Linked DNA regions of Mus musculus: region 1 is linked to region 2. A link is a loop called in an ENCODE intact Hi-C map of the cell type or tissue named here. Cell type or tissue: heart. All regions are shown on one strand. Links, peaks and the distances in the headings refer to the core of each region. The heading gives the core; the rest is flanking DNA.

Evidence for each region. Peaks named below come from ENCODE experiments on the same cell type or tissue, not always from the same donor. Only the 100,000 strongest peaks of a DNase experiment are listed, where the experiment ranks them.
Region 1: it touches region 2 in a loop (2.2-fold over the local background); 4 of 42 quality-filtered maps call a loop at or near these places.

What each region holds. Positions count from the first base shown.
Region 1 is chr13:3,737,066-3,747,540 of GRCm38, forward strand. The region is part of intron 3 of Gm35190 (a long non-coding RNA gene); the gene reads right to left. Among named protein-coding and RNA genes, the nearest start is that of Gm35190, 25 kb to the right of the region's middle. RefSeq lists an enhancer at 4,004-7,480. In heart, for the core only: a CTCF peak has its summit at 6,071; no DNase peak of the experiment used is centred there; H3K27ac peaks cover 1,832 bases.
Region 2 is chr13:3,660,980-3,671,454 of GRCm38, forward strand. No RefSeq gene overlaps it. Among named protein-coding and RNA genes, the nearest start is that of Asb13, 32 kb to the left of the region's middle. In heart, for the core only: CTCF peaks have their summits at 4,569 (motif pointing right) and 6,753 (motif pointing left); a DNase peak (open chromatin) is centred at 4,612; H3K4me3 peaks cover 270 bases.

The sequences.
Region 1 (10,475 bases), core at 1,735-9,734, 77 kb after region 2:
CCCTGAGATGGGTTTCCTGTAAGCAGCAGAATGTTGGGTCCTGTTTGTGTAGCCAGTCTGTTAGTCTATGTCTTTTTATTGGGGAGTTGAGTCCATTGATATTAAGAGATATTAAGGAAAAGTAATTGTTGCTTCCTGTTATTTTTGTTGTTAAAGTTGGCATTCTGTTCTTGTGGCTGTCTTCTTTTAGTTTTGTTGAGGGATTATCTTCTTGTTTTTTCTAGGGCGTGGTTCCCGTCCTTGTATTGTTTTTTTTTTTCTGTTATTATCCTTTGAAGGGCTGGATTCGTGGAAAGATAATGGGTGAATTTAGTTTTGTCGTGGAATACTTTGGTTTCTCCATCTATGGTAATTGAGAGTTTGGCTGGGTATAGTAGTCTGGGCTGGCATTTGTGTTCTCTTATTGTCTGTATAACATCTGTCCAGGCTCTTCTGGCTTTCATAGTCTCTGGTGAAAAATCTGGCGTAATTCTGATAGGCTTGCCTTTATATGTTACTTGACCTTTTTCCCTTACTGCTTTTAGTATTCTATCTTTATTTAGTGCATTTGATGTTCTGATTATTATGTGTTGGGAGGAATTTCTTTTCTGGTCCAGTCTATTTGGAGTTCTGTAGGCTTCTTGTATGTTCATGGGCATCTCTTTCTTTAGATTTGGGAAGTTTTCTTCAATAATTTTGTTGAAGATGTTTGCTGGTCCTTTGAGTTGAAAATCTTCATTCTCATCCACTCCTATTATCCGTAGGTTTGGTCTTCTCATTGTGTCCTGGATTTTCTGGATGTTTTGAGTTAGGATCTTTTTGCATTTTCCATTTTCTTTGACTGTTGTGCCGATGTTCTCTATGGAATCTTCTGCACCTGAGATTCTCTCTTCCATCTCTTGTATTCTGTTGCTGATGCTGGCATCTATGGTTCCAGATTTCTTTCCTAGGGTTTCTATCTCCAGTGTTGCCTCACTTTGGGTTTTCTTTATTGTGTCTACTTCCCTTTTTAGGTCTAGTATGGTTTTGTTCATTTCTATCACCTGTTTGGATGTGTTTTCCTGTTTTTCTATAAGGACTTCTACCTGTTTTGTTGTGTTTTCCTGTTTTTCTTTAACGACTTGTAACTCTTTAGCAGTGTTCTCCTGTATTTCTTTAATTGAGTTATTAAATTCCTTCTTTATGTCCTCTACCATCATCATGAGAAATGCTTTTAATTCCAGGTCTACCTTTTCAGGTGTGTTAGGATGCCCTGGACTGGGTGAAGTGGGAGTGCTGGGTTCTGATGATGGTGAGTGGTCTTGGTTCCTGTTAGTAGGATTCTTACGTTTACCTTTCGCCATCTGGCAATCTCTGGAGTTAGTTGTTATAGTTGTCTTTGTTTAGAGATTGTTCCTCTGTTGATTTTGTTACCCTCTATCAGCAGACGTGGGAGACTAGCTCTTTCCTCTGAGTTTCAGTGGTCAGAGCACTCTCTGCAGGCAAGCTCTCCTCTTTCAGGGAAGGTTCACAGTTATCTGGTGCTTGGACCTCCTCCTGGCTGAAGATGAAGGCCCAAAACAGGATCTTTCCCAGAAGCTGTGTTGCTTTGGTCAGGAAGGTGGCCGGTTGTCTGGAGCCGAAGATGGCGCCGCCTCAGAAGCTCTGTGGCTCTCGCCTATCCCAGAAACGGCTGGCCTCTGTATTCCACACCTTCACCCATGCAGCCTGCCCTCCGCGGAGTCCCGGAGCCAAGGAGGCTCCCGCCGGGGCCTGAGGCACAAACCTCTCGGGCTGGCAGACCCCTGTGCACTCACCAGGAAAGTGGCTGGTTGTCTGGAGCCGAAGATGTCGCTGCCTCAGAAGCTCTCTCGGTTCTTCAAGTTCTTATCACCTGATTCTCCAAAGCCTGGCAGAAGCAGCACAATGAACTGGGAAGAGCCTATGTGTTTAGAATTCAAGGGTTCTACATGGAAGCTGGCTACCACTTGCTACCATGGTTTTGCATAATTCCTTGTCTGCAAAGCATGAACTATGAAGGACTTCATGACATGATGTAGAAGTTAAGTATGGAAAGGTCCAGTTGAGACCCGTGCAGGGAGCAAGTGCCACCCACATCAGCTCTGTTTCTCTTCATCCCCTTCTTTGCTGCTCAGACACAGGCTGACTCCATAAGCCTACTCTCTCACAGCTCATTCTGTCTGGTTTATTAAAGCACTTCTCAATAAAGGTCTAGACACAAATATCCATTGCAGTTTTATATATTAACAACAACCAACTAGAAATTGACATTTTAAAAACCAATTTCATGGGTAAAGAAAATGTTGTGAATATACATGATTGGATTTTTTTCAGCCATACACAATGAGTTATATCATTTGCAGGAAAATAGGTGCAACTAGAGCTAGTCATATTAAGCAAATTATCTATCCTTTAAAGAAAAATATACATTTTCTCTCATTTGTAGTTCCTAGTTTTTATATAGAATCATAGAATCATATGTGTGTATGATGTAAGTAGAAGTTTAAAGATACAAAGGGGAAGGTCAAGAAAAGGGAGGGTAGCAGGTGTGGGGGATCTGTTCAATATGCAATATGTAATTGTGAATTTTTTTTAAATTTAAGCTTAAAAGAAGCAGAGAAAAATAAACTAAAACCCAATTCCATTGCAACATTGTCAATATATCAAATACTTTAAAATGCACTTAATGGAAGAGAGAACAAATATTTATACATAAGTACACTATAGCTGTCTTCAGACACACCAGAAGAGGGTGTCAGATATCGTTATGGGTGGTTGTGAGCCGCCATATGGTTGCTGGGATTTGAACTCAAGACCTTTGGAAAAGCAGTCAGTGCTCTTACCTGCTGAGCCATCTTGCCAGTCCTTTGCTGTACTTATAAATGGAAAAGTACTACAATAAAAGAAACTAAATTACTGATGTGTGCAAGGACATGGAAAATTTTTATTGACATCACTTAGAGCAAAAGAGTCCAGACTCAAAGAGTACTTGTGTGCCTGCACACATGTGTGCATGTGTGTGCGCATGTGCATGAGAGAAAGACAGAGAGATATTTCATTAATACAAAGCCCCAGTTCAGAGAGAAATAATCTATAGTTAAGGGAATATATCTATGGTTGCCTTTAGGTGAGGATTTGAGGAGTGCAAAGGAACTTTAGTGATAGAAATATTCTGTCTATTTTGGAGTAAATTAAAGTCCTGTTAGAGTAAATTGTTTACTTATCAACATTCCCTGAGCTATATGATTAAGATTCATCAGTTAATTTGAAAAACTCTATAAAGGTATGGAACCTAATGAGTTTTCTTATCTTGGCAGTATGAATTAGCAAGTTTATAAACATTTTCCTTTTATCTGGGTCTGAGCAAATGATGATGAGAGCCAAGTTTTCCCACAGTTGAAGAGAAAGTTGAAAGGATATGGAGAAAAGCAGGCAGGGGTTGTTTTGTGATAACAGATCAGAGTACCAGAAGGCAGTGGGGACTTGGTTCTTTATGTTTGTTTTTAAGTAGGCATAGATGTGGGCCTCTCACAGACAGAAGAAAATGTACATGTAGGTAGGTGTACACACTCCTATCTCTGTCCACTGAGAGGACCTGGAAGACCCTATAGCATAAGTACTCTCTCTCTCTCTCTCCCTCTCCCTCTCTCTCTCTCTCTCTCTCTCTCTCTCACACACACACACACACACACACACACACACACACACACACAGTATACAGCTACTAAAATGAAAGTGTTTGATATTGATAGAACTCTGCTATTTAATCAATAGCCTATGCTCACATTTCTTTAACTGGCCCAATAGTGTCTCTTAGAATTATTTTAGCTTGGTCCAAGACCCAGCCTAACTTCATTCATTGTATCCAGTATTCATGACTCCTTACTCATTGTCACAGTTTAAATATGGCCTCAAGTTCCTTCATGCTCCTCCAGTTGAGAGTTGGGTTGACAGTCTCTTCATCTGAACAGGCTCTGACTGCTTCAAACAACACTGGATGGGTCCTGAGGAGGCGAAGGCTCTGGGAACCTGGGAAGATGGAACTTTCTGACTGGTCCCTAACAATTGGCCTTCATGTCTGACTCTGGACCCTCATCTAAGTCCTCAGGCCTGCAGAGTGTCTCCTTCAGGCTGGTGTACTACCAAAGGAAGGCCTGGTGGGAGGGATGGTAAATCCCGATGGGGCTTTACATCAAGTGTGTGCTTGCTTAGAAGCAGAGGTCAGAGGTGTTACAGGAGTGACAGGGTGAGCAAGGGTATCTAAGGCTTCTAACCATAACTATTTAGATTAGGTACAATTTCTGAATTTTTACATTACATTGTGTATTTCATTATATGTATTTTATATTTATTTATGTTGGCTCGATTGGGTCATGTATATCATTAACTTTACAGAAATGCTAAATCATAAAATACACGATAGTGTATACATATGAACGTGTGAACATGTGAACATGTCTGAGTTTGTTGTGTGTTGGCACCTGCTTATATGTATGTGTAAATATGTCTGAATACACGCACCAGCACATACCTGTGACTTTTATGCATGTGTGAGTGTTTCTCACTTGGATGTATATCTGAGCATGTGAGTATCTTGGCACATGCCCATTAATGTGTGCGTGTGTGAATGTGTACAGACTTGAAAAAATGTCTATGTGTACAAGCTTGAAAGGCATGTCTATTATGTTAGTGGTTGTGTGACTATGCATGAGCCTGTTGTATGTGTTAGGAAATGCCTGTTAATTGTGTGCATACACACTTACATGTATATCTGAGTGTGTTGCTTTTTCCTTTGATGTTTATCTGAGCATGTGAATCTGTGAGCACATGCCTGCATGCTTGTGTGAGAATATATCTGAGTGTGTGGTATACATGTCAGCACATGTCTATAAGTGTGTGCATATGTGACTGTGTGGACACTTGGAAGCATGTCTACGTGTGTAAGTTTATCGGTGTATGCTTGAATGTGTGTGTTCCATATGTCTCAATACATGCCTGTGAATGTGTACATGTGTGATTGCATGCAGCCCATCAGCACATTTGTGTATATGTGTGACTGTGTGTGAGTGCTTTGTATGTATCAGCACATGACTTTTGAGTGCATGTGTGTGTTTATACTACTGGATGAATGTCGGGGTATTGTGAGTGTCTGGGTACAAGTGTGTTTCTGAGTATTGTGAGTATATTGGCTCATAAGTGTGTGTTCATACTTACTCAGAGTATGTCTGGGTGTGTGTACATTTACATGGGGGCTTGCATCAGAGATGAAGAGGATACTGGTTAGCTTTCTGTTCTCCTCAGTTAAAAGTCCTGACAGGCAGGTTCAGGGCCTGGGCTCTGAGAAAATAGGAGATCAGTCCTTGGCAAAGGTTCAAGGAACCCCCACCCAGAATGGGCATGTTTCAAGTGTGCATGTTCAAATACTGAGTGCCCCCTCCCCCATTTCCCCTTATGTTTCTGATTGCTCCTCCTTGTCCTTATTGAGGGGAAGTGGAAACAAATGTCTGGCAGGAGGCCAAAAGCAGAGTGGAAGGGGGGAGGGAGGGAGGGAGAGAGAGAGAGAGAGAGAGAGAGAGAGCAGGCTGCTGTGGCCTCTTTAGAGGAGAAAGAGCGGGAGGGATAAATGTGCCAGAGATGAAACAGAGATAGGCAAGAAAGACACAAAGGGAAAGATAAAGAGATAGAAATGTGTCAGAGACTGAGAGGAGAGAAGTGGAAACAGAGGACAGACAGGTCTGAGGGTTCCAGCCAGGTCACAGCAGGCAGCAGGGCTAGGATCAGAAGTGGTTGGGTTCTACTAGGGGCTGCTCCTGTGCTCACTGCTGAGACAGAACTGACCTCCCGTTTTGGTCCCAACCTTTCTGCTTTCTGAGTGGTGAAACAGAGGCATAACAGGCCTTGGTCTGGAGGCAAGTGATGAGGACAGTTGCCCTTCTAACCAGCCCAGCACCATGTAGGCAGGTAAACCCCCTCCCCTCATAAGAGGCTCATGGATCAGTCACCTGGTCTGAAGATCTATTGCGGGTGGAGAAAGGCTAGGCTGGCAGGTAGCCTCCCTCATGGGGCCTCTGGTGTAGTTCCTGTGGGGGCCTCCTGGGGATGCAGACTCTTACCTCCCTTCTGCTCCGGTTCACTACAGTACATGCACCATGGCAGAGAGATGGTTTCAGTTAAATCCACAGCAGTTAGATGAACAAAAAGAAAGCAAGGTAGTTTCCCCTTTAAGGAATTATGTGCAGATTCAATGCATGAATCATCTGGTCCACATGTTTACAAGGGAACTGAGTAAAAGCAGTCTTCTAAGGATTTACTCATGGCTGAAGAAACTGGAGAATCGTTTCTCTTTAGGGGTGGAATGCAGTCCATATTCTGTCAGGCTTTCTAAGTGAGACTGACGTTTGTGAACTTGTCATTGAGAAGAAATGTGTTTTATTTAGGATTATTTAGGTTTTCCTCCCTCAGTATGATTAATCAAGAGTAATATTTCTACTAAAGAGATACCACTCACAGTTCACTACTCTGTTCTGGGTGCTGGGCAGACAGATGACCTGGCTCTGTCCTCTTGGTGTCTTGACCCCTGCTGTGCTACATAAGTCCAGGGACCACCTGGAAACAGAACAGGGGATGTCTCCCTGGGCTGCTGTTTGCCTTACTCATGCTCATTTCCTATGCTTATAGGACTTCATAAACGGGGAAACCGAGGCACAGACACTGAAGCACCTACCTACAGTTGCATGGTTAATAAACTGGATTTGCATAAAGACATGATGCCACCATGGCCCAGTTTGTCCTTGTGTGGGGGGGTGGGAGTGTCAGAGGAAACTCTTTAAGTGGATGTGATACCAGCATAAGCCAAAGGGGAAGCTTTCTGGAGAAGTGAGGACTGAGGAAAGCATCATGGTGGTCCTGTTCATATGGTGATTGGAAGTTGCACAGGGGTTCCCACTTGGTGAGAAGCTTGGTTGCAAGGAGGGAGCGTCTGAGTGGGTCGGTTGTTTTATCTGTGGGTTTGCCTTTTGGAGTCCCAAACCCTGTGTCCTTTATGGTTGCAGCTCATTTATGAGTATTCATAAAATAGCAGGTGCCTGGCAATCCAGTGGCTGGGTTCCTCTGCCCTTTGGATCTTATGGGATGGGCTCAATCATTAACTAGGTGCTGGGAAGACTGAATATTTCCAGGAGCATGCCAGAGCAGAATCATTGTGAGAATAAGGGCCAAATGGCTGATGTCATCCTGGGAAGGTCACCCTCTCTGTGACTCAGTGTATTATCAGCTTCCGCTTACTGTGGCAAAATACCCAAGATAATCAACTATGTTATTAGGAGGAAAGATTCATTTTGGCTCATGGCTTTAGTCTGTGACTGCTTTGGGGATGTGTGGTAGAGGAAGACATCATGGTACGTGCAATTGAGTGTGTGTGGGTGCTCTTCTGTGCATGTACACGTGGGAGCTGGAAATGAATGAATATTCTTCTATTGCTTGCCTCCTTACTGCCTTGAGGCAGGGTTTCTCCTGGAAGCAGAAGCTTGCCGCTTTGTCTAGCCTACTATTTTATGAACAGTAATAAATGAGGGGCAACCACAAAGGACACAGGGTTCTGGAGTCTTGGGACTATGTGTATGGTAGCTGGGAAGAAGATGAAGGAGACGGAGAAGAAGGAGGAGGAGGAGGAGGAGGAGGAGGAGGAGGAGGAGGAGGAGGAGGAGGAGGAGGAGAAGAAGAAGAAGAAGAAGAAGAAGAAGAAGAAGAAGAAGAAGAAGAAGAAGAAGAAGAAGAAGAAAGAGAGAGGAGAGGGGAAGGGGGAGGGGGAGGGAGAAGAGGGAGAGAGAGAGAAAGACAAAGAAAAGAGGGGTTGGGTTCCAATACTTTGTTTAAAGCCATTTCCCAGTGTCTTAACTTCCTCTCAAGAGGCCCCACCCTCTAAGGGTTTCACTCTTTCCTAACAGCACTAGAGGCTGATTACCAAACCATCAACACCTGGCCTTTGGAGACATTGACCATCCAAGCAGTCATATTAGTTTCTCATTTGTGAAATGAGGCCACACAAGTGTCTGTGAGGATGGGATGTGTTAATAGGCACGTAATGCACTTCCCACCGGTTCTGTGTGGTGTGGCTATGAGTGCCGGCATGACAAGGGTCAGAGGTAGCTGGCCTCTGACTCTCATCTAGCTGGGTGTTCCATTGAGTACCTTCTCTACACTACAATCTTTCTTTGTGTCTTCCTTGAGCCTTTATGCTGAGACTGATCAGTATAGAGATATCATACTATCTGGCCCTGGAGTGAGGTTAAGTTATGGGAAGGACACCCAGTTTCCCGACCCACACAGTCATTCTTTCTCATTGTCTGGTTGTGCAGCAGGTGTGGACAGCCTGGGGATGTCTTCTCATCACATTACTAAATGCCTTGGGGAGCAACTGTGTTTTATCCCCAGCCTCTGTAGATTGACAGTGACCAATCATCAAGTGTGTGCCTGTGGGAAGTACCAAGGAGCATGGAGTCAGGATGCTGTTCCTGAATGTGGTGGGTGACAGCCCCAGACTGAGTATCTGGGCTAGTGATGGGAGTCTGAGGTATGACAGAAGTCAGGTTTGCTGTGATGAGCAATGTCATCGGCACTGATGGATGAGTCACCAGAGGTACCAAAGCCCTTCAGCAGCCAGTCCATACATTAGAGCTCTTGTAAAGACTTTATGAGATTCTGAATGCAGTGCTCTGAACTCAGATCTCAACACATGGCAAGTTCTCAATATTTGTGCGTATGTCTATGTGCCTGAGTGTTCCACTTGTGTGTATGTGTAGAAGGGCATATGGAGATCAGAGAGTATTTTGGTTGTCATTCCCTAGGTACTGCCTCTCTTTTCCTCCTCTTCCTCCTCTTCCTTCTCCTCCTCTCTCACTCTGTCGTTGTCTCTCTCTCTTTCCAATATAGGCTTTCTCACTGGCTTGAACTCACCAAGTAGGCTAGGCTGACTGGCCTTTGAGTCCTAGAGATCTGCCTATCCCTGCTTCCGAAGCACTGGAATTAAGTGTGTGCCACTATGCCCAGCTTTTCAAAAATATGGCTTCTGGGGATCTAACTAAGGTCCTTATGCTTACAAAGCAAGTATTTTACAGATTGAGCTGTTCATTGTCATGTGTCAGATTCTCTATGGATGAGCTATCAAACACCTAATTTCTCTAGCCAGGCAGAGTTGACCTCACCGATATATATATATATATCGTCAGTGAGGTATATATATCCATCAGTGGTGTGTGTGTATATATATATATGTATATGTGTGTATATATATATATAAAATCAGTGAGGTATATATATATTCACCTGTCTAATGGCCTATAAGTCCTTCTTTCCCTGATTGTTCAGTTGTTACACTCATTCTAGAAAATCCTAGCCAACCAGCATAAACTTCTTGAATGGAGAGACTACTCCTACTTATATAGAAGACTTGGTCGAGTCTCTGTATTTCTTAGCTACACTTTCCTGGCATGTTGCACGGTTTCTCTTGTGTTTAATTTCTACCAGGATCTTGGTTCTATGTGGCTTAAATAACTTTTATGAGGCAGACTGAATGACTCAGTGGCCTGTCATTGTGTTTGTCCTCAGCAATGCATTTAATCTCTCTGAACTTTAGATTCCTCACGCTATAATGCAGGCAACGCACAACAGTAATCGGCTCCAGACGCTGCGGGCATCCAAAGCCACTTGTGTAAACGCTCCCTGAGCTCCCAAGCAAAGACATAAGGAAGCATTTTGGGACTTGTCCTTAGAGGGGATGAATGGAATTAGAAAAAATGTGTCCTAGCCCAGGGGCACCAATCAACAAAGCAAAGAGGAACTCTTTCTAACATCAGCGCTGTGAGGAGCTGCGGCTTTGCGTCTGGGGATATCCTAGTCTAGGAAGCTGTTTGTGTGTGCGCCATGACAGACAATGACACAAGCAGAGATGAGTCTGGTGACAGAGCTCCGAGGAGAACAGACATCCCCTCAGATCTGTTCTGTGGAGGGCTGGGGTGTCCCGGAATGCCTGACGAGATCTTTGTCACTTTGCCTGGATTTCCATTAAGCACCCTCCAGTAAGAAAATCCTTGCTGTCAGGTTTTTCTCCCTGATTTTGGCTCATGCAGCCTGCTGGGGCTGGCTGTGTGTGGAGAACCCCTCCCTCCATTGTTAAAGTCACATTTCAGGAAGTATAGGATCAACTCGGGAGATGGAGTTTGGATTCTCTGATCCCAATCCGGAGGAATGCCACCCAAACCTTAACTGTATAAAAGGACAGTATTTATCATATGGCTTCCTCTCTCCCTGCCCCCTGGCTGGCCTTTACCAAGTTTGCAACCTAAAGCAAGAAGAAAGGCCTACCAATAGAACCCCTCTCAAGACTCACATTCATCCCCTCCCCGCCGCTGCCTGCGCTGCCTGTTCAGGCCTCAGTGTTCCATCTGTTAAGACTCTGTTGTTAAGTTTTGAGACGGGATCTTACTATGTAGCTCAGG
Region 2 (10,475 bases), core at 638-8,637:
CCAATGTCAGCCTTAGGTCAGTAAGCATGAGGCTGTGCTTCAATAAAATCTTATTTACAGAAAGAAGTGGTGAATCCAGATTTGGTTCATGTACTGTAGTTGGACGACCCTTGTAAAAGCTCAACTATATCAAGTAAAGCATTTTTATTATTCTCTTAACCATTCATAGCTTCTTAATGGCTGCCATGGCACCAGTCAACGTTACCCATGTTCTACCAGGAAGAGAAAGGAAGAGCTGGAGTCCTCATCTACAGCGTTGGTTTGTTGTTATTTGTTTCTTGGTTCATTGACATTCATAAAATGTAAGTTTCTCTTAGTAAGAAAGACTAGAAAGTAAGCAGATCATAGCCCAGCAGCTGCTAACACAGCTCTCCCGCCCCTCCATTAAATCTCCCAGTTCTTCCAATAGTGCTGTGTGAAGCACAATGCAGGAAATTAGTCCATAACACCTTCTTAGTTACCTGATTCTGGTCTCTCTCACCAAACTTCATTTTTGAGTTCTTAGAGAAGAAGTCAACCTCCCAGTCTAATTTTCAAAAAGATGACTTAAAATTTCCAACCCTTGTTTAAAGAATACAAACCACACCAAACACGTCAACAATCCCTTTCATGTGACATGGAGTGCCAGGTGGAGAGCAGAAGGAAGGAGGAAGCTGGCGAGGCAGGAAGAGGATATTAAGTGTTGCTCATGGGACAGTAATAGTTAGCGGCTTTAGGAGGGTGGAGTGTTGAGCTCAAAGCCACTCCGGGCTGTGATTGATGGTGTGTGATGGGTACCAGGAGGTACCTGCCCTGCTCAAAGGTTCGCAGAAGTAGTTTCCATGATGCCTCTTGATCACTGATTTCAATGCTCTGCAAAAGCATTTTAATCAAAGGCAGGACTTTTACTCTAAACCCAGGTATTGCTGCTTCATTTTCCACAGCCTTGCCAGATTCTCTCTATATCTCTCTCTGTCTCTCTTTGTCTTTCTCTGTCTATCTGTCTCTCTCTGTCTGTCTCTGTCTGTCTGTCTGTCTGTCTCTCTCTCTCTCTCTCTCTCTCTCTCTCTCTCTCTGTGAAATGCTGGGGACTGAACCCAGGATGGCCTTGCCTTGTGCATGCTAAGCAAGCACTCAACCACTGAGCTACATTCCCAGGTGTTGTAGAAATCCCCCCCCCCCACTCTGCCACACAGCTTCCCTATCTTGGCTCTTTCTTATCACTCCTTTCCAATCTCCCAGAATGCTTCTTTTAGTGAAAAGAGGACAGGGTGAGAAAAAATATGCCTAAGTCATCACTGAATCAAGTAGAGCTGACAGAGAAGGAGGACAGGACATGCTCCTTAAACTTTCCTCTGTGACCGAGAAGCTGCCTTAGATGATGTATTCTCAGTCTGTGTTCAGAATGTCAATGTTCAGTCTGTGACACTTTGATATGGATGAAAATGGACTCATGCACACCCTCCCCAGGAGTTCTGCAAGGAGTAGGTTTAAGTGTAGGTCTATGGTTTTAGGGGCTGGTTTAAGTAGGTCTCTGGTTTTAGGGGCTGAATTGTAATTTCTGATACAATCTGAACACTTCTTCAATATCCATGTGAACACAGTGTAAGGGGAAATCTTGATTGTCAACTTGTATGGATTTGGAGTGACCTAGGAGAAACACCCTCGCTGAATGTGGGCGTCATCAGCCTGTGGACTGATTAAACATAGAAAGTAAGCATCAGCCTTCATCCTTCATCTCTACTCGCGTCTTGACCTTAAGTTGCTGTGCCATGCCTTCTCTGCTACGACGGATTGAATCCACTCACACTGTGAGCCAAAATAAATTCTCTCATGCTGTTTCTTGTTAGCTACATGGTTGCAGCAACACAAAAGTTATATACATGCATCCATGTGTGTGTGTGTGTGTGTGTATTTTTATAAGAACAATAGGGCAGGGCAGTGGTGGCACATGCCTTTAATCCCAGCACTTGAGAGGCAGGGGCAGGCGGATTTCTGACTTCGAGGCCAGCCTGGTCTACATACAGAGTGAGTTCCAGGACAGCCAGGGCTACACAGAGAAACCCTGTCTCAAACAAACAAACAAACAAACAAACCCTCCCCCCAAAGAACAAAAACAAAAACAAAAACAAAAAAAGAACAATAGGTGCCCAGGCATACACTGCCTGGTCTATAGTTCACTCTGAAAAGACTTTAGTGGGCATAGACGCTTCTTAGCTACAAGGAAATCCTTTCTTTTTCTGGGCTCAGCTGATTGACAATTCTGGCGCATCTCCTTAGACGATCCCTGAAGAATCAGTTCCCTTCTGGGTCTCCATGGGCATGGCTTGTAAATATATCCAAAGCACCTGGCTTTTGGATTCATGACAGTCACACTCATACTTGACTCTAATAATTTTCTTTCTTTCTTTTAAAAAAAAAGATTTATTTATTATTATATCTAAGTATACTGTAGCTGTCTTCACATGCATCAGAAGATGGCATCAGATCTCATTATGGATGGTTGTGAGTCACCATGTGGTTGCTGGGATTTGAACTCAGGACCTTCAGAAGAGCAGTCGGTGCTCTTAACCACTGAGTCATCTCTCCAGCTCTCTCTAATAATTTTCTTTTTTTTTAATATTTATTTATTTTATGTATATGAGTACACACTGTAGTTGTACAGATGGTTGTGAGCCTTCATGTGATTGTTGGGAATTGAATTTAGGACCTCTGCTTGCTCTGGCCAACCCCACTTTCTCCGACCCAAAGATTTATTTATTATTATAAGTTCACCATAGCTGTCTTCAAACACACCAGAAGAGGACATCAGATCTCATTATGGGTGGCTGTGAGCCACATGTGGTTGCTGGGATTTGAACTCAGTACCTTTGGAAAATAAGTCAGTGCTCTTACCCACTGAGCCATCTCAGCAGCCCTCTCTAATAATTTTCTAATGAGCCTTTTGAGGTATTCACACATGAAGTGCTTTGTGGTTGGGAGCCAGGTTCTGTGTACCACCGTCCCCAAATCCTTTCCCCAGCCCATGGCCTGGCTCCCCAAAGGTGTTTGCTGAGAGGAGGAGGGTAGCAGGAAGTGGTTCTTGTGGTCCCTGCCTATACCTGCCATGTGGGAGGCAGCTTACTTATCCTTACGAGACTTCTTTCTGAATCCTACACATGCTCCCCATATAACACAGGCCCCAGCATCTCAGCAGCCTTTTTCTGCCATTCTCCAGATAGACCCAGCTTTGATATTGGATGGTTGGTGGGGTGCTGTGGAGATGCCAAGGTGTCCAAAGGTTCCTACACAGAGAGGGTTCCCAACCACACCATTTCTGGGGTCGATTGGTAAAGGTTTCAGCAGTATTTGAAATCTGGAATCTAAATTTTAGCCACATTGTGGGGTTGAGGGATGAATAAGTAACTGTTCTGAGTTGGTTGAAACCCAGGGCAATGAGGATGTCTGGCAGAGGGCCATGGACTTTGTGAGCCCAGCCTGCCTGCAGAACAGGGTCATAGACCCTATAGTTCCCTGTCTCAGTCCAGAGTCAGCAAGGTTAGAAACAGAGTAACGTTTAGAACAGGACCTGGCCACCTGGGTCTCTTGTTTCTTCTCCAGACTCTCACTGCCATCTGCCAGTGCCAAGGACTTCCATGGCTGCCTTAGGGAAAGTTCAGTGCCAAGGCATACCGCTCCCTGGGCCCTCCTCCCTCGTGTCTGGCTGATGATGACCACATCCCTTTGCAGACCCAGCACAATCACCTGCAGTCACTGAGAATAGCAGTTACAAACCCTCGGGTTGGTTTTCTCTTTTTCCTTTATTTCTTATTGTTTCTTGGGTGGACACTGAGCCGTGAACAGCCATGGAAGTCCTTGGCACTGGCAGATGGCAGTGAGGGTCTGGAGAAGAAACAAGAGACCCAGGTGGCCAGGTTCACTACGTAGTTATGTACCCAGAAAAGATCCCATGCTCCAGTGGACAGTCCCAAGCTAATGGTCACAAGATGGTTAAACACAACGGGTCACTAAGCAAACCCAAAAGTCATGAATCTAGGAAAGGGACAGATGGGGGAGCAGTTTGGCTGAGTCAAGGAATCACTCTAAAATATTGTCAGCCAACAGTTAAGCACAAATTTGTGATCCTGAGTTGTCAATATGCACACATTTTCTGTTTTCTTTCTGTCTGTCTGCCTTCCCTTATATATATACATATATACTTAGATATAATTTATACAATATATTATATATAATGTATAATATATAATGCATACCTATATATTAAATTTATAAAGTTATCTTATATGTTATAAATTATATTAATTATAATATTCATATGTTAATTATATATTAAATATACATTTAAATGTAGGAGTTCTCTGTCTTCGTCTACATCTACTTCTGCATCTACACCTACATGCCAGAAGAGGGCATCAGATCTCTTTATAGGTGTCGTAAGCTACCATGCGGTTGGGGGTGGGTGGGTTTGACCTCAGCACCTCTGAAAGAGTAGTCAGTGTTCTTAAGCACTGAGCCATCTCACCAGCCTGCACAAGAGTTTCTTAATGATTTTGGCCATGCTCTGAAGGACAGGCGGCCCAGACCTTAATTTGTAGCCAGTTTGCTGTTCAAACATTTGGCCACATGGAGGCACCAAAGCACCAGTCTGGTCAAAGTACCCTCCTGTCTGTCAACTCATGGGAACTGGTAGCTGGGGTTCTCGAAGTTGCTTGGGCCTGCTGGTGTTCTTCAGATGTCCCTCACTGCTGTCCAGTTAATAGTCCATGCAACCTCTATGGCTCTGGGACAACGGATACAGTTGCGTCCTAGTAGTTGGAGGTGGACAGAGATCTCATGTCATAACTGAGCTAATTGACTTTAGGAGAGTATTACCTCCACGGCCATTAGACTATTTACTTGAAATACTAAGGGTTCAGATAAGGGACACTTTCTGTTCTCGGGGTTCTGTTTTTGTCTTTTGTTTTTTTAAAATGAAATTTAAATTTCGAGACATTCCCCCAGCTTTGTAGAACTACAATTGACAACATCCTGTAAGGTTTAGGGGTACAATGTGATATTGTGGTATGTACCTGCTGTGCAATGATCACTACAGCTAAAGTAGATATTGTGTCTGGTGTGGTTGGGAACCCCTTAGGAAGACTCAGCCAACTTCAAGGTTACAACACATGGTTCTTAACTATAGTCACCAGGCTGTGCTTCAGTGCTCAGGGGGCTCGTTCATTCCGTGTAATGGGATTTTTTCACACTTTGGCTAATTCAGTGTGCATGTGTGTGTGTGCATGGGTGTTTATCAGTCAGTCAGTCTGTCTGTGCACGTGTATGTGTGTGCATGTGTGTGTGTCAATCTATCAGTCTGTTTCTCTGTGTGTGTGCATGTGTGTATGTGTATGTGTGCACGTACGGTGTGCTTGTGCGTGTGTCTGTCTGTGTGCATGTGAATGAGCCTAGAGTATTGATCCTCAATCATTGCCTATGTTTTTCATTTAATTTAATTTTAGTTTTATGTATATGTGTGTGCACATCCATATGTGCCAAAGCCTGAGGAGGTCAGAAGGGGCATCAGATCTCCTGGAACTGAACTTACAGAAGGTTGTGAGCTGCCGTGTGGGTTCTAGGCGAGCACAGTAAGTACTCTTAACATTTGAGCCATCTCTCCAGCTCTTCCATGTTAGCTTTTGATACAGTGCCTCTCCCTCATCCTGGAGCTCTTAACATCTGGGCTGCCTCTCCAGCTCTTAGCTTTTAATACAGTGTCTCTTCCCCATCCTGGATCTCCAACTGGGATAGGCTATTGGTTCACTGAACCCCAGGGATCCTCTGTCTCTGCCTTTCCAGTGCTGGAATTCAGTGTGTAATTATAGCCAGATTAGAAAAGGTTTATTTTTTATTACTTTTAGTTGTGTGTATGCATAACTAATATGAGTGTGTCTGTGTGTAGGCATACACATGTGATTAGAGACACAAGCAGTGGCCAGAAGCATTGGTTTCTCATGAGCTAGAATTATAGGTGGTTCTAAGTTGCCTGATATGTGTGCAGGGACTGCAACTCAGGTCCTCTGGAAGAGAGGGATGTTCTCTTAACTGCTGAGCCATCTTTCCAGCCTCCAATTCAGATTTTAGTCCTGCAGGAAATAGGCCAGGGCTGAGCTTCTGGTTCACAGAACCTCTGGGTTCTGATACCTGTTTGGCCTTTCCCTTGCCTGTGCGACTTTAGGGAAATCACTACCTTTGTCTATTGCTAGCCCTTTTCTGTTGGTGTGCCATCAACCTGTCTGAGAAAATATAGTCTGTTCCAAGCCTGTGAGCCGAGAAAGGCCTTCCATTGGAGTCTGTTTTGGGGGATGGTAGTCGGAGATGACATCAGTCAGAGATCTGAAGTTTCCAGAAGTTTTGCTCTAGGGGTCAAGTTGAAGTGGTTGGAAATAAGGGTGGGAGGGTGGCTGAGTTTTGGTAGGGAAAATATTCAGACCAGAACAGACCAGAATAGAGATCTGTCTGGACACAGATTCCACACATTCCTTGTAACAGCACAACAGGCCAACGATACAACAGAAACTCTAGGTGGCTCTGTTCGGGCACCTTCAACCCTTCCCTGGCAGATGAGCAACCTTTCATGTAAAGTGCCTTTTACATGGGCTGGAGTGATGTCTCAGTGTTTAAGAGCCCTGGCTGCTCTTGAAGAATACTTGGGGTCAATTTCCAGCACCCACACAGGGGCTAACAACCTTGTGAAACTCCAGTCCCAGAGTTTCTGACACCACCCTCTTCTGGCTTCCAGGGGCACTACATGCGCATGGTGCACAGACATGCATGCAGGTAAAATATCCCTATGCACAAAATAATAAAATAGAATTTAAAGTGCTTTTTAGGACTCTGTGGATTGTTTTGCGTTTAAGCATCTAGATCTCTCTCTGGGTCCCTGCCTCTGAGCAGTGGTTCAGAGAATCACGGGAACTTTTGACTGGAGACACACAGTCCTAGATCACACCTTCGTCTGGAGTGATTCTGTCAGTCAAGGATGAGGGGTCCAAGAATTTGTATTCTTTTAGCAGAGGTACCCAGAATACTATGGCAATGGGAGGAGGGACTGACTCCTTCTCACTTGTGGGTGTGTTCCCGGCCCTTTGCTCTCTTTTGACTCTGCCTTCTGATTTGAATTTATATCTTAGAATATTGTAATTCTGGAAAAGGGATGTAAAAATAGCAATTCTTTGCAAGCAGTGTTTTCTTGTCTTCTGTTTAGTCTAGGGTGGTGTGCTGGCTGTTCCAGGGCTGTGGTGGAATGCTGCTGGTGACATGTCCCCTAGCTCCGCACAGCCATCCCTGTGCACACAGCTCGGATGATCTTGCTGTCAGTCCTAAGTGTGGGGCTGGTAGGGTGCCTCCAAATGCAGGGTTGACCCAGGATACTCATTTCTTTGGTCCCCATGGGCTCCATAGACTGGAACTGAAATTTTGCTTTTGTATTATTCTAGAAAAGTGAGAAATGAAGGACTCCTGGTGTGTAAAATGTAGTCTGAGCTTAGCACAGTCCAGGATACAAAGTAAGTGCTTCAGATGGTCCCTCATGCATGATACACTCCTAGTCAACACTGACCGTAATGCTCTCTCTAGGTGGTCTTCTTCACTTTCCTGTTATTGCTCCTGAGATTGTATGGTACTCTCTGGCTGCTCATTCTCTTTATCCAAGGCCACTTGTGAAGGTTAGTACTGTCAGCTTGACAGAATCTAGGCTTTCCCAAGAGACAAATCTCCAGGCATAAGTGTTAGAGAGTTGCTAGACTGGGTTAACTGATATGGGAACATCCACTATAAATGTGGGTAGCATGATCCTATGGGACGCCTGGGGACCTGACTGGAATAAAAAGGAGAAATCAAATTGAGCAACAGCATCCATCTCTCTTTACTTCCTGATTGTGGATGTAATGTGACCAGCCATGTCACATTCCTGCAGTCACGCCTCCTGCACCATTGTGGACCGAACCCTTGGACCAGGGACCAAATAAATGTTTCTCTTCTGTAAGTTGCTTTTGTGAATCTTTCTGTTACAGCAATCAGAAAAGTGCCTAGTACATTTTCCTTAAGGCTGGGCACTCCTCGGAGGAATACTGGCCACTTTCCCCAAACCTGTAAATTCTGTTTTCTCCATGTACTCTAAAGAACCAGTCATAACAAGTTTATGGAAACAGGAAAGGGTAGAGTAAGTCAAAACATGCATTTTGGTCTCAAAACAAACCCAGAAACAGATTCACTTCCAAACCATTTCAAGCTATGATGTGGTAAGGCTCAGATGCATGGCTTGTGGGTTCTGCGTCAGTGGGGTCGTTCCCAGCCTTGAAGAAGGGGTCAGTGTTGGGAGTTTACAAAGATGGGGGAATGCAACAGCAGAGGAGATGGTCCCTCATACTGGGGCTGAGAACTTAGTGTTCCCACAGGGCTTCCCACTCTGAGCCAGCCAACAGAGCAGTGCAAACAGCCACCTGGGAGAACAGGGCAGATGGCCTCTCCACTGCGCTGACTGAAAGGCAGTCTTTTCAGGCATACTGCCACACTCCTTCTTTTCCTTGGCCCTCAGGTAACCACAGCCTCTCTTGAGATGGCTTGTTGGTGGCTTTTCCTATTGAGTCTTTGTAGAAGCTCCCCCAGCCTATTTAATTAGTTAGCCCTTTCTTCATAGGCCCCAGGGAGAGTGGGGCCAAGGCCCAGAAACACCCCAAGTCCTGGCTTATTCACATCCTTCTGCATAGAATTGCCCTTTCTTTCCATTTGCCTCTGCAGCCTGCTCTTCTACAGCCAGGGGCATGGTGCTGAGGTTGATGCTGTCTGCTCAAGTGCATGGCCACTGGCTGTACAGTGGAAAGGCAGGCATGAGCTCTTCCTGCAGGAGGAATGACCTGGTGGAGGGTCAGAGGACTCTCTGCTCTCTGACCTGTGAGACCTGGACATGGAACTTATCACTCCCTTCTCAGCACAGGGCTGGGAAGCCCATTAGGTTGAGCAATGGCTCTCCTGAGACCGTGTTTAAGGAAGAAAGAGGTAGAAAGATTCATTCATCCATTGACTCACAAATCCATCCTTTCAGCATTGAGTGGGGGACCTATGTCATTCTAGTCTCTGTAGATTGACAGGAACACTAATCCAAACAGCTGGCTCAAGATAGTATGGGGCTCTGTGCTTGGGGCTGTAGTGGCAGCCCTGAGCTCCAGATCAGCCAGACTGCAAAACTGTGGGGGAAAGAACAGGACTGGAGCCTTGACCCTTGGCCAACTGAGGCTGCAGCTGTTACTGATTACCATGCCTGCCTCATCCCTGGAGGGCTGGCTGCCCTTTCTCCAAAGAGGAAATGCTGATGCCTCCCACAAATTATAGAGAAAAAGTACAAGCTTGTGGTTTCATGGAACCAGCCAAGTCTGCCTCCGAGGCCTGGGCCTTGTGAGCTGGCTCCTTCCACTGCATGTTCAAGGGCCTGGATTGGGAGAACACTATCGAGGATTCAAGCACACGACTTCCTTATCTCCTGTCCTTGTTGAACATGAGCTGCTTTAGAAGGGTCAATGTTCGATTGGCCTCTTCCATACTTGTGATGAGAAATGGGCTACCAGAGACTTTCAGAGCAGGGAGGTCCTTGCCATGTTATTTAACTCTCCTAGCTTCTGTTTATTCTCCAAGGGACTTATAGGATAGCTGTACTTTTGCCTCCAATATTCTTGTGTGTGTGTGTGTGTGTGTGTGTGTACACATTTGTTAGCAAGTACACATGTGCATGTTGAAATAAAACAGATGTCAGCCATCAGTCTTGTTCCTTAGAACTTATTCACCTTCTCCTCTTCCTCCTCTCCCTCCTTCTCTTCCTCCTCCCCTTCTTCCTCTTCCTCCTTCCCTTCCTCCTCTTCCTCCTCTTCCTCCTCTTCTTCCTTCCCTTCCTCCCCCTCTTTCTCCTCCTCCACTTCCTCTTTCTCCTCCCTCTCTTCCTCTTTCTCTTCCACTTCTTCCTCCTCCTCTCTCTCCTCTTCCTCCTTTTTTCTGAGATAGATTCTCACACTGTAACCTGAGTTTGGGGAATCAGACTAGGCTGGCTGGCCAACGAGCCCCAAGGACCATCCTGTTTCCACCTCCTCAGTACTGGGATTACAAGTTCTACACTACCATTCCTGGTTTTTTAATGTAGATTCTGGGGATCAACTTTGGGTTCTCATGATTGTCTGGCAAACATTTCATTGTTTGAGCTATATCCCAGCCCAAACTTCAAAAATTCTTTCAAAGCTTTCATTATTCGATTGAAAGAAAAACAACCAGCATCTAACTAACTTTAGTGGAGCCCTATAACATGCAAAGTGTGGTTCTAAGTCTTTTCCATGGATTAAAATGTTAAATTCTAAGACTATCTCAATGGGCTAGAAATTCTTGTGACCTCCAGATCATGACTAAGGGAATCGAGTTCCAGAGAAGTGCAGAAATGCACGCCAGACACACACTGTTTAAGGCCGACCCTTAGG